2 separate regions of the Homo sapiens genome follow, and region 2 is linked to region 1. A link is a loop called in an ENCODE intact Hi-C map of the cell type or tissue named here. Cell type or tissue: dorsolateral prefrontal cortex. All regions are shown on one strand. Each heading gives the region's core, and the rest is flanking DNA. Links, peaks and the distances in the headings are about the cores only.

Region 1 (6,045 bases), core at 640-5,639:
GGGGGACGGGGCCAGGTCTTCGAGGCGCCTTGCCAGGAGGTCAGACCCTCGGGGAGCCTGGGAGCCTGCGGGGAGTGCAGGAGAGAGCGCAGCATCTGCCGTTCTACACCCCTTTGTGCACTCAGGCGCACTGTCCCTGCTCTGCCTGCTCCCGGTCTGCCCTCAGCTCCTGTCAGGCCATACAGCACGTCGATTATTTCGCCAAAAGCAAGTTCAGCCACAGCAGAGGGAAGGAGGCCGCGTGCGCTGGTCCCAGAGAGCCTACATTCGTTTAGGCGACTAATTCAGGAAGGAGTCACCAGCAGCTCCAGCCCTGAGAGGGTGTGTCAAGGGACTAGAAGACTTCGCCCGGGAGTCCTCAAACCCCTCTGGGCTGTTGTCTCTGCTCCAGCTTCTGCTGCCCCTTCGGAGGAAACAAACACCACGCCCCGAGCCCCAGTCCCGCCTGGCGCATTACCTGTTGGCTGCCAGCCGAGACGCGATGTAGCCTCCCGGAATCTGAGTGATGATGTAGCCCCAAAAGAAGGAACCGTGGATCATCCCCACGGTTTCCGGGTCCCAGTTGAATTTGGCTTTCTATGGAGGGGTAGGAAAAAAGTGTGAAGGGAAAGAGTAGAGTCAGTACCAAAGGCTCACTTTCAGTGGTTCACAAGCCAAAAAGCCCCCAAGGCTTGGGCGCTTCATGCATTCTGGGGATAAGAGTGGCTTCATTTTCGTTTCCTAACAAAATTGCCTCTTGCAACGAAAAAACCCTGCTCATTAACAAAATGTATTGTGATTAATAGTGAGGCCAGGCGCACTGGCTTTGCTCCCTGACTACTGTCAGGCAGATCGAATCATCTGAATGAAGGAGGAATCTAGAGGGCCCCCGTCTTGGAAATTCGGACTCCCCATGAAGAGATTTGTTAGCCAGATGTGGAGACGCCTGTCAGGGGTCCACTTAACGAATCCGGCCAATGCAGACACAGTAGTGTAGTGACTTCCAACCCTGGAGACTTAAATCGGGAAATTCTGAGGAAGGAAGGTGGGGAGCAAATGGTGAAAGGTGCAGGGCTTTTAGTGGCTAAGAGAAAGCGTGTCCCCACAAATGGGGACGGATATGGGCCTGAAGAGTTTGGAGTAGTCGGTGAAATGGGAGGAGTAAAGGGAGAGGGAGTCATTGCTCAGGGGTTTTAATAAATACGGGGCAGGGGTATTTCTGAAGGGAGGTCTAATTCCGCCCTGAGCAGCCTGGGTGACTCCCCGAGGGGAACCTCAAGGTAAACTGGGGCTCAATATTTACATCCGAAAGGTGGGAGCGCGCTTTTCCCGCCTGAGAACTGGGGACCCTTTTTCCCCTTTAAATAATATTTTGACACCCAGAGGATCTTGCAAGGTCTCCCGGATTCCAAGAGTCTTCCCCAGTTTCTCCACTCAACTCCTGCTTAGTCTGGTTTACGGCAGCTGGGGTTTCTAAGAAGGAAGTCTGGACCCAGGGGTTCTGTGACCTTGACGTGACCCTCCCCTCTCTGGGCGCGACTCCCTGCCACCCTGGGACCCTCTTACGTTGTGGCTCCTCCTGGGGGAGGTAAACCTTCCGAAAGACCACTCAGCTGAACCTGCTGATATGAACACAGCTGATTTTGTTTTCCAGTTTGTTTCATTGTGAATATTAAGAATGTTTTGGCTGGGACTGAAGTCCTGGGAAAACTATAATTAATATGCTACACTATTCATCCAAGTAAAACAAACACACTTCTATTTAGACTTAGTGGACATTGCTAGTCACCAACGTCTTGTATTAAGTCACAGTTCACAAAACCTGGTGAGCTAGACCCTCTTTTCCACTTTGCAGTTGAGGAAGGGGAGGCCCAGACAGCAGAGCGAAAAGGGAACTGATAACACTACTGGGGTCCATTCTAGAACGGCAGAGCCAGAGAGGAGCTTAGGGAGCACCCAAACCTTCCTCTCAGTGGCGGGGGAACGGGGCTCAAACAGGAGATGTGGTTTTGCGAGGCCGCATGGCCGAAGGGCAGGAGCCAGGGCGGCCAGACGTTGCCCACCTCCTTGATGACCTTGCCCCCGCGGTGGATGGTGCTGTTGTTGACCATGTCCACAATGGCCACGCCCAGGTTGCAGCGGATACCGAAGGAGATGCAGAAGCCCAGGCCGCTCATGATGGCGATAATGTAGCGGCGGGGCAGGCCGAAGCACGTGCAGTCGCACAGCGGCGCCTTCCTCTCGGGCACCTCTAGGGGCTTCCCATCCTCCGTCAGCTCGATTGTCTCCCCGGTGTCTTGCTTCTTCTCCAGCACCCTGCGCGGCAGAGCAGGGGCGAGTCAAGGACTTGGCGGCTTAGGTACCCCCGATGCTGACCCATTCCCATTTTTCAGGACCCGTCGGGGTTGGGAGGAGGGCCGTCGACCTCCCCCCACCCTCGGGGATTAGGGTGGTGGGGTGACACCAAGCTGCAAGACCTCCCAGGCTCTCTCACATTCTGCAGGTGCCCTTGGCCGCGGCGGCGGCGTCTCTTCAACTTTAACACCTTTAGGCCTAAGGTAGCGAGTCCCCATCTCGGGATCCACCCCTGGGCGCTCTGATTGAGATACACAGGCCGCTTGGGCCTAACTTTCTTGCAGGATCTGCAGGGTCTGCATTTTGTGAGGGCAGGGGTTACCAGCGCCTCCTCTGCACCTGAGTAGGCGCCTCCCACTCCTACACGCGCCCAGCAGGGCTTTACCCTGACTACCGCGGTGTCCTCCTGCAACACAGCACCAGAGAGCTGCTCCGCTGCAGGCGGGCCCAACTAGAGAGCCTTTCCCACCCGCGCTGCCTTTTCCGTTTCTAGCAAGTTGAAGCTTTCCAGGTTGACGATGCTGGTATTCCGCTCCCCAATCCACCCCCTGAGCTGAGCCTGGAGCACCCCCTGGACTAAGGCCTCTCTAGGCTAGTGCCTGTGCGTGAGGAGAAGGCCTGAGAGCTCTCGCTGAGAGTGTCATGCACTCTCCTTCCCCTTCATCCCGCCCCAGGGCTCTAGTTCAATGCTTACTCCCCTGTTACACTTCTTACTATTTTTTTTTTCTTATTACTCGAGTTGGAGACAAAGGGCTCCACAGCATATGGCCGACACCTAAGCTTCCTACTGCCAGAACATGAATAATTAATTATTCACAATCTTGCGTCATTACTATCTCTCTTACAAACACCGAAAAATGTCAAGGGTCCATTTCCCAAGACGCAAAATGCGACTCCCAGATATACAAAGGCTCCCCCAAATCAACTTTTGTAAGATATTCCACATCAAAGGGGAAGATCTCACTTAAATATTTGTTTTTGCATAGTGTTTCATAAGATTTCAACCATCAATTCATTTTTGGCTTTGGTCCTTGGGAGAAGGGACAAATGAAAAGGGGAATGCAGAGAAAAGGAATGGTTTTACTAAAAGGTGGTAGTGTTCTAGTCTACAACATATTCATGAAATTTCTATTAACAACAAACAAACAAAAGGAATGTATAAGGTAACATCTCTGTACGTAGCCCCTTGCGATTGATACTTTCGATATTTAAACAAAGAGCCTTTCCGTTTACAATTTGCAGATATTTTTTCCAATCTACCGTGTAATTGCTTTTCACCTGTGCTGTTTTAAGTGCTATGTGAACACCCAATTGTTTTCACACACACGGGTAAAGCAAGTGAAATTTTTAAACTAATTTCAAATATGCATAGCTTGGAATACTGCTGTCAAGAAGTTTGAGGCCACCCGAAGAAAAATGTCAGGCTTCCGAATTCTATAACGTAGCACCTGGAGAATAAGTCATAAAGGTATTTGTGGCTAGGTTAATGTTTATTCTTAAAGTCCGATCACAATGTTAGAAAACATTGCAATTTATTTTTACTGGGAGAAAAAAATTCAGCCAATGCGGTTTTTTTTTTTCATTTCCTGCATTTGCTTCGTGTGCTCAAATATACGAAGTTGAGCTCTGCACCGGATGGCAGTTGTACTGGGAAAGAACATCCCTTTCCATGGTAGCTGTGGGACTGCAGGGCCCTTGCGGTATCTACTGCCGCATAGGTGCATAATCGTGCCTACATGAAGCCCGCCAAACCTGAAGAGATTTGGAAAATCTGGGAGTGGTTTGATCATTTTCTTTACATTTCTCATGCATTTACAGAGACTTCAATTTCCCAAATATTAAAATTAGTGCTCCTTTGTAATTCTTTTTCCTTTTATGTCTGCCCTGTCGTCTTGATTTTGCTCTAATTATTAAGAAAAGCTGTATCCATATAACATACTTGAAATGATTTAAAGTTTTGCAAATTACAGCATAATTAGTATAGTGACTACAGGAGGATTAAATAATTAAATCATTTCTAGGACTTTCAAAGTAATGTTGCTTGTTATATTTATGGCTGTTCTTCCAGGCATTGACATTTCCTATGCAAGAAATAGACTCTAGGAGATGAAAATAATTAAAAATGCATATACATTGTTTCAGGCTCAGAGAAAGGAATTGCTTCAACTATCAATTATTGATATATTTTGATTCTTCTTCATTCAATACAGAAGACATATTTCACTAGGGGATTCTCTACTATGCTTTTGAAGCTGAGACCTCTCTCTTTCTCTCTCTCTCTAACATATATATATATATATATATATAAAACATATATATATAACATATATATATAACTATATATAACATATATATATAACATATATATATAACATATATATATAACATATATATATAACATATATATATAACATATATATATATATAAACCATTACTCTTTGGAATTTCTTGGTTATTTTTTTAGATGGTTGTGTTTTATATTCATTTGTCTGCATCAAAGGAATTTAATTCGGGGTATCTATAAGCACCAAAAGAAACGCTGTTTGAGCAGGGGCTGGCCATTTCTTAACTGTAAAGAAGATAAATCCTGTGTAGTAAAGGACAAAAACTCTGCAGGCACCAAAGCAAAAATCAAACACACACACACACACACACACACACACACACACACACACCAGACAGGTTCATTTAGTGCAACATTCCTGCATTAATAAGCAGGTTTCCAGAGCACCCCCGCTCCAAGCAATGGGCAACAAAAAGACTTTCCGATCATATTACAATCTTTCTGAGCCACCAGGGTTTACGGAAACGGCCCTGCAGATTTTTTCATGCTGAGCCCCAGGTAAGCAAGTGTTCGCTTTGTCTTACCTGTAGATCTGGCCGAGTGATTTTCCAGCAAAATTCTTTAGCCCCTCTTTTCCTGGGGCCAAAATCCTTTGTTTTACGGATTCCATTCTTGCAAAGACTGTTGTCAGTTCTTGCCAGATTTAAATAGTGATTGCTAGGAAAGGCGAGGATTGCGCATATTGTCTTAATCTCTTAAAGTAGTTGCGGGCTTTTCCTTCTCAGCAGAATGGTAGTGGCTCGCCTCCAGCAAGAGTGAGAGTGAGAGAAGGGAGGGAGAGTGAGAATGAGAATACAACAGAATAGCTGCATGCAACCCACGGGTTTCCTAATAGGAGAGTTGGTAGACACAATCAGAAAGTCTCATTGGAAGGGGAGGATCCGGTGGCAAAGAGCGCAAGCAGTGCCACGGTATTTGGGTAGATGCGGTTGAGTCCTTTTCCTGGAAGTCGGTCAGCTGAAAAACAATGTAAATTCCCGGTTTTGAAGACTTATTGCTCTCAAATCTGATGGCTTTTAAACGGAGGGGCCGGAATATCACAGAAGCCTTGGGAACAGCAAAGTCAAAAGAATGGTACTTTTAAAAATGGTGTCTTTGCTGTAAGGAGCAGAGCATATTCAAAACTCATGGGAGCATCTCAGGTCTCAGGTGAGCAATGCTGCTATTAGTTTTTCCTCTCTGCCCATGATCTCCTCCCATCACGCCAGCGTAAGTCTGCTCTGCGGTAGAGTCAAATTAAGATGGAGAAGGCTTGCTGCTCTTTGAGGACGTGAGTAAATAAAAGATACACAGTTCTGATTTGGGCAGCCTCGGGGAAGATTTTTTTTTTCAGCGGCTGACAGCGCCCGTCTGGGCGGGTCTCGGT
Region 2 (6,045 bases), core at 590-5,589, 200 kb before region 1:
AGAGCCTCAACTCTTTCCCTTATTTAATAGGCAGGGTTTTGTATGCAACAGGTCCACAGCAAATATCTGTTGGCTGAAAAAATTACTCATGAACTATTTGGGAAATTTATATAATATCTTAATCCAAAGCCCAAGACTCTCAAAATCAATTCTCATTTTCAATATTCCTACTCCTTGGAAGGAGCAATTTTATGTTTTTTGGGTTGCCTCAATTTGTTTTTCAGAGTGAACTCTTTGATTCCCAAATGGCTGACGTCACCCAGGGCTATCAGAGTTGAATGCACACAGACAAAACAAGAGCACATTCACAAACTGAGAGAAATATTTATAAACGAAAAGACTAGAAACCATCTTCAGAGAAATAAATGAAAACCCTTCCTCTCTTTAAGCCTGAGCCTGAGGAACAGCTACCATCTGCCTCTCTTGGCCCGGGAGCCTGTGTTTGAATTATGCTGCTGAGTTCCCTCACAGAAACAAGTCAAAACAAGGTTTTCAAGGCAATTGCTCTTTTAAGTATAGTTTTATTTAGTTTGGCTGTGCTATATGTATTTTACGCATTATTTGGAGTTCCAAGACTGCTCCCTCTTCAGTGTTTTCCATAGATATAAATAGCATCACCAGTTATCCAATTCCTCAGGACATAAACCTTGGAGTCACTCTTGACTTCTCCTGCTTTTATGGTCTACATCCAATATAGCTGTAAGCTCATCCTACAAGTTATACCCCCAAATTCTCCTCACTTCTGCTGCTGCAGCTTTCTCCAAGCCATTATCACTTTCTTAGGGTTCCTTGCTTCTACTCTTGCCATCTTGCAATGTGGTTTATTCTCTACATTGCAGCTACAAGAATTCTTATAAAATATAAATGGGATCATGTTACTACTTTTCCCAAAACTCTCCAATGGCTTCCACTGTGGTTAGAATAGCATCAATGTCTCTCCATGACTCAAAAAACAAAATGATATAGCTATGCCAAAGCGAGCCAAGGACAAAAGCTCCCAATGGGTAAAGCTGGAGCAAAGTGACCACCACCATAAGTAATGTAGTATTGTATTATATCCCAAAAGATAAAGTCAATATCCACGAGTCCATGATGATATAAATACACAACTGAACAAACATATAAATGGAAGATAATAGGCAAAACTTTCATGTGGAACAATTCCAAATAGGTTTTATTAGATACCCTTCCTTCAAGGAGATGAAACACAACACCCTGCCCCTTGAATGTGGGATGCTGATAGTAATGCCCTTGTAAACAGTATGGTATGAAAATGAGGAAAAATTACTTTACAGTCATTTGACAACAACTGTCTCAGTCAGGTGACCAAGGATAGACGTCAGTGATCAGGCATGTTAATAACAGGTATTCCCAATACAATGTGATGAGAAGAGCACTTTACCTCTGTAGTCTTCCTGTCAAGAACGCGCAAACCATTCTGAACACGCACAAATTGAGGGACAATTTATCAAATATCTGACCAGTACTTTTCAAAACTCTTAAAAATTATCAGAAACAGGGAAAGGCTAAGAAACTGTCAACACCAAGAGAAGCCCAAGGAGATATGATGACTAAATGTAGTGTGGCTTCTTGAATAAAATCCAGGGACAGAAAAATGATTGTTATGTAAAAGCTAAGAAAATATGAATACAATATGGACTATAGTTAGTTATAATGTATTAACATTGGTACCCTGGTTGTGACAAATGTACCAGACCAGTATAAGATTAATAATAAGAGAAACTGGGCCTGGGGTATGGGAAAATTATCTGTATTATCTTTGCAACTTTTCTGTAACTCTAAAGTTATTTTAAAAAATTTAATTGAAAAAAATCACTTCCTGGCCCACAAGGCATTGCATGATCTGTACCCTGGCTTCATCTCTATATTTTACCTCCTTACTCGCTTCAGCTACAGTGACATTCTTGTTATTCCTTGGGCCCATCCAAGCATTCTTCTACTCAGGGCCTTGGCTCTATCTGTTTCCTTTGCCTGGGATGCCCTTTCCCCCAGATATTCACACAGCTCTCTCACTTTATTCAGGTCTTGGCTTAAATGTCACTGCTTCAGAGAGCACTTACATGGCCATCTGATAAAAAATTGCATCATCTGTCATTCTCTATCCTGCTTTTTCTTCACCACAATGAATTTGGTATATTCATATATTTCATATTCATTTTTTACTCATTTTTTCTTTCACTGTAATATAAATTTCAGTAAGATGGAAGCTTATTTGTTTTGTTCATGATTGTATTTTCTGTTCCTGAGAGAATGCCAGGCATATAATACATGCTCAATAAAATATTTGTTAAATAAGTGACTGCATGAATTTAAAGATTTCCAACAAAGTTGCATCATGACACTTCCAAAAGCCAGATGCTTTTAAATTTAAAAAAGCTTCAACCCTTGGAAGTCCATTATATCTGTCAAGAATGTCACATCCATTGTTTTATTTGATTCTATGCATGATGGTTCTGTTTGATAAATAGGGCAAGTGGGAATAGGGATGTTCCATTACTTGCTTCAGACCATGTGGTGAGTTTGTTACAGAGTGTTCATCTCAGTTCTCAGATTCTTAAATCTGGGGTCTTTCTACTGGAACGCATATTGGTAGTGTTTTTCTCCTTCTCCCTTTTTACATACACACGCACATTTTAATTTATGAAACAATTTGGACACTGAAGTGTCTGAGTAAATTTTTACTTCTCCCTTGGTGTAGCACAAGTGAGAAGATCATTCTGGTCCCTGCTTAGAAGGAAGAAAATAAGTGTGAAATCAGCTCTTGTTGGTGTGACACCTGGTTTCCAAGGAGAAAAAGGCTCTGAAGAGCTCTAAACTCCTTCCTAACTAGCTTTTGGGACTTAACTGGAGCCTTCAGTGGGATTTGGACCAGTGGATATAATCCATCATTATCATGAGTCTCTAACGTCACAGGTCAGGTTTTTCATGAATTTGTTCACTTGCCGCGTATTTCCAAATGCCCATTAGGCACCAGGTGCTGTGCTGGGTGATGTGGAAGTGACAGAGATGACCGGGGCACAGCTGGGTCTCCCAGAAATATACAATCCAAACAATCTATTGAGATACAAATTACAAGAAAAAAGATTAACAGTGACAAGAAAATAGAAGAACAGACACCAAAAGGAAGATTTTGTGAGCCAGGGAATGAATGATCAGAGCCCTGGGAGTTAGCTGTGGAATTAACTAACAGAGAGGAAAAGCCAAAGCTATGATAACGAGGCAGAATGCAATTTTAAAAACACCTAAAACTGACATTGATCAATGTGTGTGCAAATATGTAATTTGCATTTATAAACTTCTTTTGTCTTATTCACATGCATGTACTATATATAGAACATGAGAGTTCTGTTGAAAATTATTTCTTACCATCATTATGGGAAGACAACAATGAACTCTGCTCCTGTGAAAAGTAAAATGACCATAAAATATAGGTAGCTTTCAGCTATACACACTGTATTTCTTTTTAAATTGAGGTGTTCTACCTATTAAAGGAATACAGTCATTCTCTTCCAGACATTTTCTGGGTAGAGAGGAACAAGGGGACAAGATCATCTGTGAATTCTACCATTTACCTGAAATATCCCACAGGTAATTTTTTAAATCCACAATTGGTGGTATATTGTCCAGAATAAGAATCACTACTGCTAATTCCAGTGCACCTCCCTGTCTTCCAGCCTATCTCCTTCTACCACTAGAGTGCACCAGAATATTTATTACCAGCATTGAGAGCCCAGTGACTGAGCTTCAACTATAGAGTCTCATCTTTTCTATTTGATAATTCTATCACATCAACATTCTCATGTCTGTGAGAGATTAGGCACAGTCCAGGACCCCTAGTTTATAGAAAAAAAATCCAGTTGGAATCAGACAAGGATGATGACTTCATTCAGTGGCCAAAATTGTAACTAGTCATTCTTTTTGGTGTGTATTTTGAGTTAAAAATTTGTACTGGATGTGGAGGAGAGAGTCTGCTTGGCAAGTGTAATAGAACAGCTTGAAATACACAAAATCCTGGAATGAAATTTGGCAAAACATCCTTTTAACACATCAGTGAACTAGTGATATACTTTACAAATTCCTGGAAAACTCTAGGGAATATGCAGCTTAAAAAATCCAAACTATTATAAATATATTTTAGTATTATGCAGTCTGCAAACATCATCTTAACACCTACTATATTCTTGGCACTGATGGGCTAGGTTTTAGGGTGGATTTGGCATTCTTGTTGAAGACTACAAAATACCCTGCTTCCAATAATATTTCTCCTATAGCAAATCCTCCCAAAATGCTTACCTTCTCCTTCAATTTTGTCATTTGAGCATCATTATCTTTGAGTTAAGTAATATTTCCAGGACACTTTTATTAAAAAGAAAGTTTTTAAGCAAGAAAGGTTACCCATAGAGTTATTAATGATGATGGTGATCTTGGCAGCTAATATTTATTTACGCTTAACACAAGTAAAAACTTTTTAAGTGCTTTGCTGTTTAGCTTATTTACATAAGGTCATTGCTATCATCATTATTATCACTTTACAGATGACAAGTCTGTAATTCAGATAGGTTAAATAACTTGCCCAAAATTACACAGCTAGTAAATTGCAAAACCAGATTAAAACTCAGAAAGTCTATATTTAAAACCATACTTTTAACCACTGTTCTATATAATAACAATTCCCAAACTTATACTTCCAGTATATACATTTTCTGTAAGTTGTAGACTTATGACTGTCAACTTGACATTTCCAGTTGGATGTCTCAAAGGCATCTCAATGATAATGTGTCAAAAATTGTTCCCTTTATTTCCACCACCATTTCCCAGAAGTTACACATGAGTACACCCCAAGACAAATATTCTCTCTCTCTCTCTCACACACACACACATACACACACCGTCATTTCAATTAAAGTTACCACAATCTACCCAGTATTAAAGTCAGAACCATGAGAAGCATGCCTGCTTCTGAATGGTCTCTTATTCTCATATCCAAAACACCTGCAGATTCTATTGGTTTTACATCCAAAATGTATACCAAATATGCCCACTATCTCCAACTTGATCCAAGCCACCAGCATCACCACTGAATTAGCATCCTATCTGGTCTCTGTGTTTTCTTTCCCTATCTCTCCATCACTACTAAATCCCTTTTTCTATTGAAATTATTGTGAACTTTCAGAAACCTGAGTCGGAAATGACACATTGTTAAAAAAAAACCTTCAAGAGTTTGTACTTAAATAAAAATTCTTTATTATGACTCAAATATTCTATGTCTTTTCTCCCTTCTCTCTCTCTGTCTCTCTCTCTCTCTCTCTCTCTCTGTCTCTCTCTAATATCCTCTTAGGACCCACCAATCCCTTACTTACAATGTTCAAATGGGGGGTGATGATCTGCTTGTTCGTAGGGCATGCCAAGTTCATGATGGCACAGGGTGTCTATGTGCACTTATCCCTCTGGTTATGTTTGATTTTCCTACCTTTTCACATGATTGACTTTTTGTCCTTCAGGTTTTAGCTTAAACATTGGCTCCTCTTGGTCATCTTCCCTAACCACCCCATCTTAGATAGTCTATACTCATTATCCTTTATCCTAACACTTTGTTTCTGTATTTCATAGTACTGATCACAATCCATAACCATTTAGTTACTTGTTGTGTACTTATGTATTTATTTCTCTCATGTCAATGTACATTCCAGAGTATCAGGAACCTAATGTCTCTTCTTCATTGCATTCCTAGTGCCTAACCAAGAATATGGCTTCCAGGGGACATTCAACAAATAGCTACTGAATAGTCTATCTACAAGAAAAACATGTAAAAATGAAGGACATGAAAAAGCTAAAATGTAAAGGATAGTAAAAGATGTACCAGGCAAAGACAAATCAAAAGAGCTGAAGTTACTTTTATCAGCAGGCAACGAAACCAAAAACAAAACACACTCATCTTTAAGAGAAAAAAATATATAAAATGCACTATATTAACTGGTTAAAAATATATACTCTACTACATAAACTGATTCAACCTACACCTTA

The links. A loop is a pair of places that touch in the nucleus more often than their neighbours do. Peaks named below come from ENCODE experiments on the same cell type or tissue, not always from the same donor. Only the 100,000 strongest peaks of a DNase experiment are listed, where the experiment ranks them.
Region 2: a loop joins it to region 1, with 2.6 times the contacts of the local background. A loop is called at or near these places in 50 of 110 quality-filtered maps.

What each region holds. Positions count from the first base shown.
Region 1 is chr11:22,337,778-22,343,822 of GRCh38, reverse strand. It overlaps SLC17A6 (solute carrier family 17 member 6), which reads right to left and starts at 5,442. Exons shown (of 12, transcript NM_020346.3): 1 at 5,204-5,442; 2 at 2,043-2,295; 3 at 458-576. The coding sequence starts at 5,289. It overlaps SLC17A6-DT (SLC17A6 divergent transcript), which reads left to right and starts at 5,601. Exons shown (of 4, transcript NR_186351.1): 1 at 5,601-5,828. In dorsolateral prefrontal cortex, for the core only: no CTCF peak of the experiment used is centred there; a DNase peak (open chromatin) is centred at 2,816; H3K4me3 peaks cover 2,455 bases; H3K27ac peaks cover 1,536 bases; H3K27me3 peaks cover 4,521 bases.
Region 2 is chr11:22,537,847-22,543,891 of GRCh38, reverse strand. No RefSeq gene overlaps it. Among named protein-coding and RNA genes, the nearest start is that of LINC01495, 49 kb to the right of the region's middle. In dorsolateral prefrontal cortex, for the core only: a CTCF peak has its summit at 3,712 (motif pointing right); no DNase peak of the experiment used is centred there.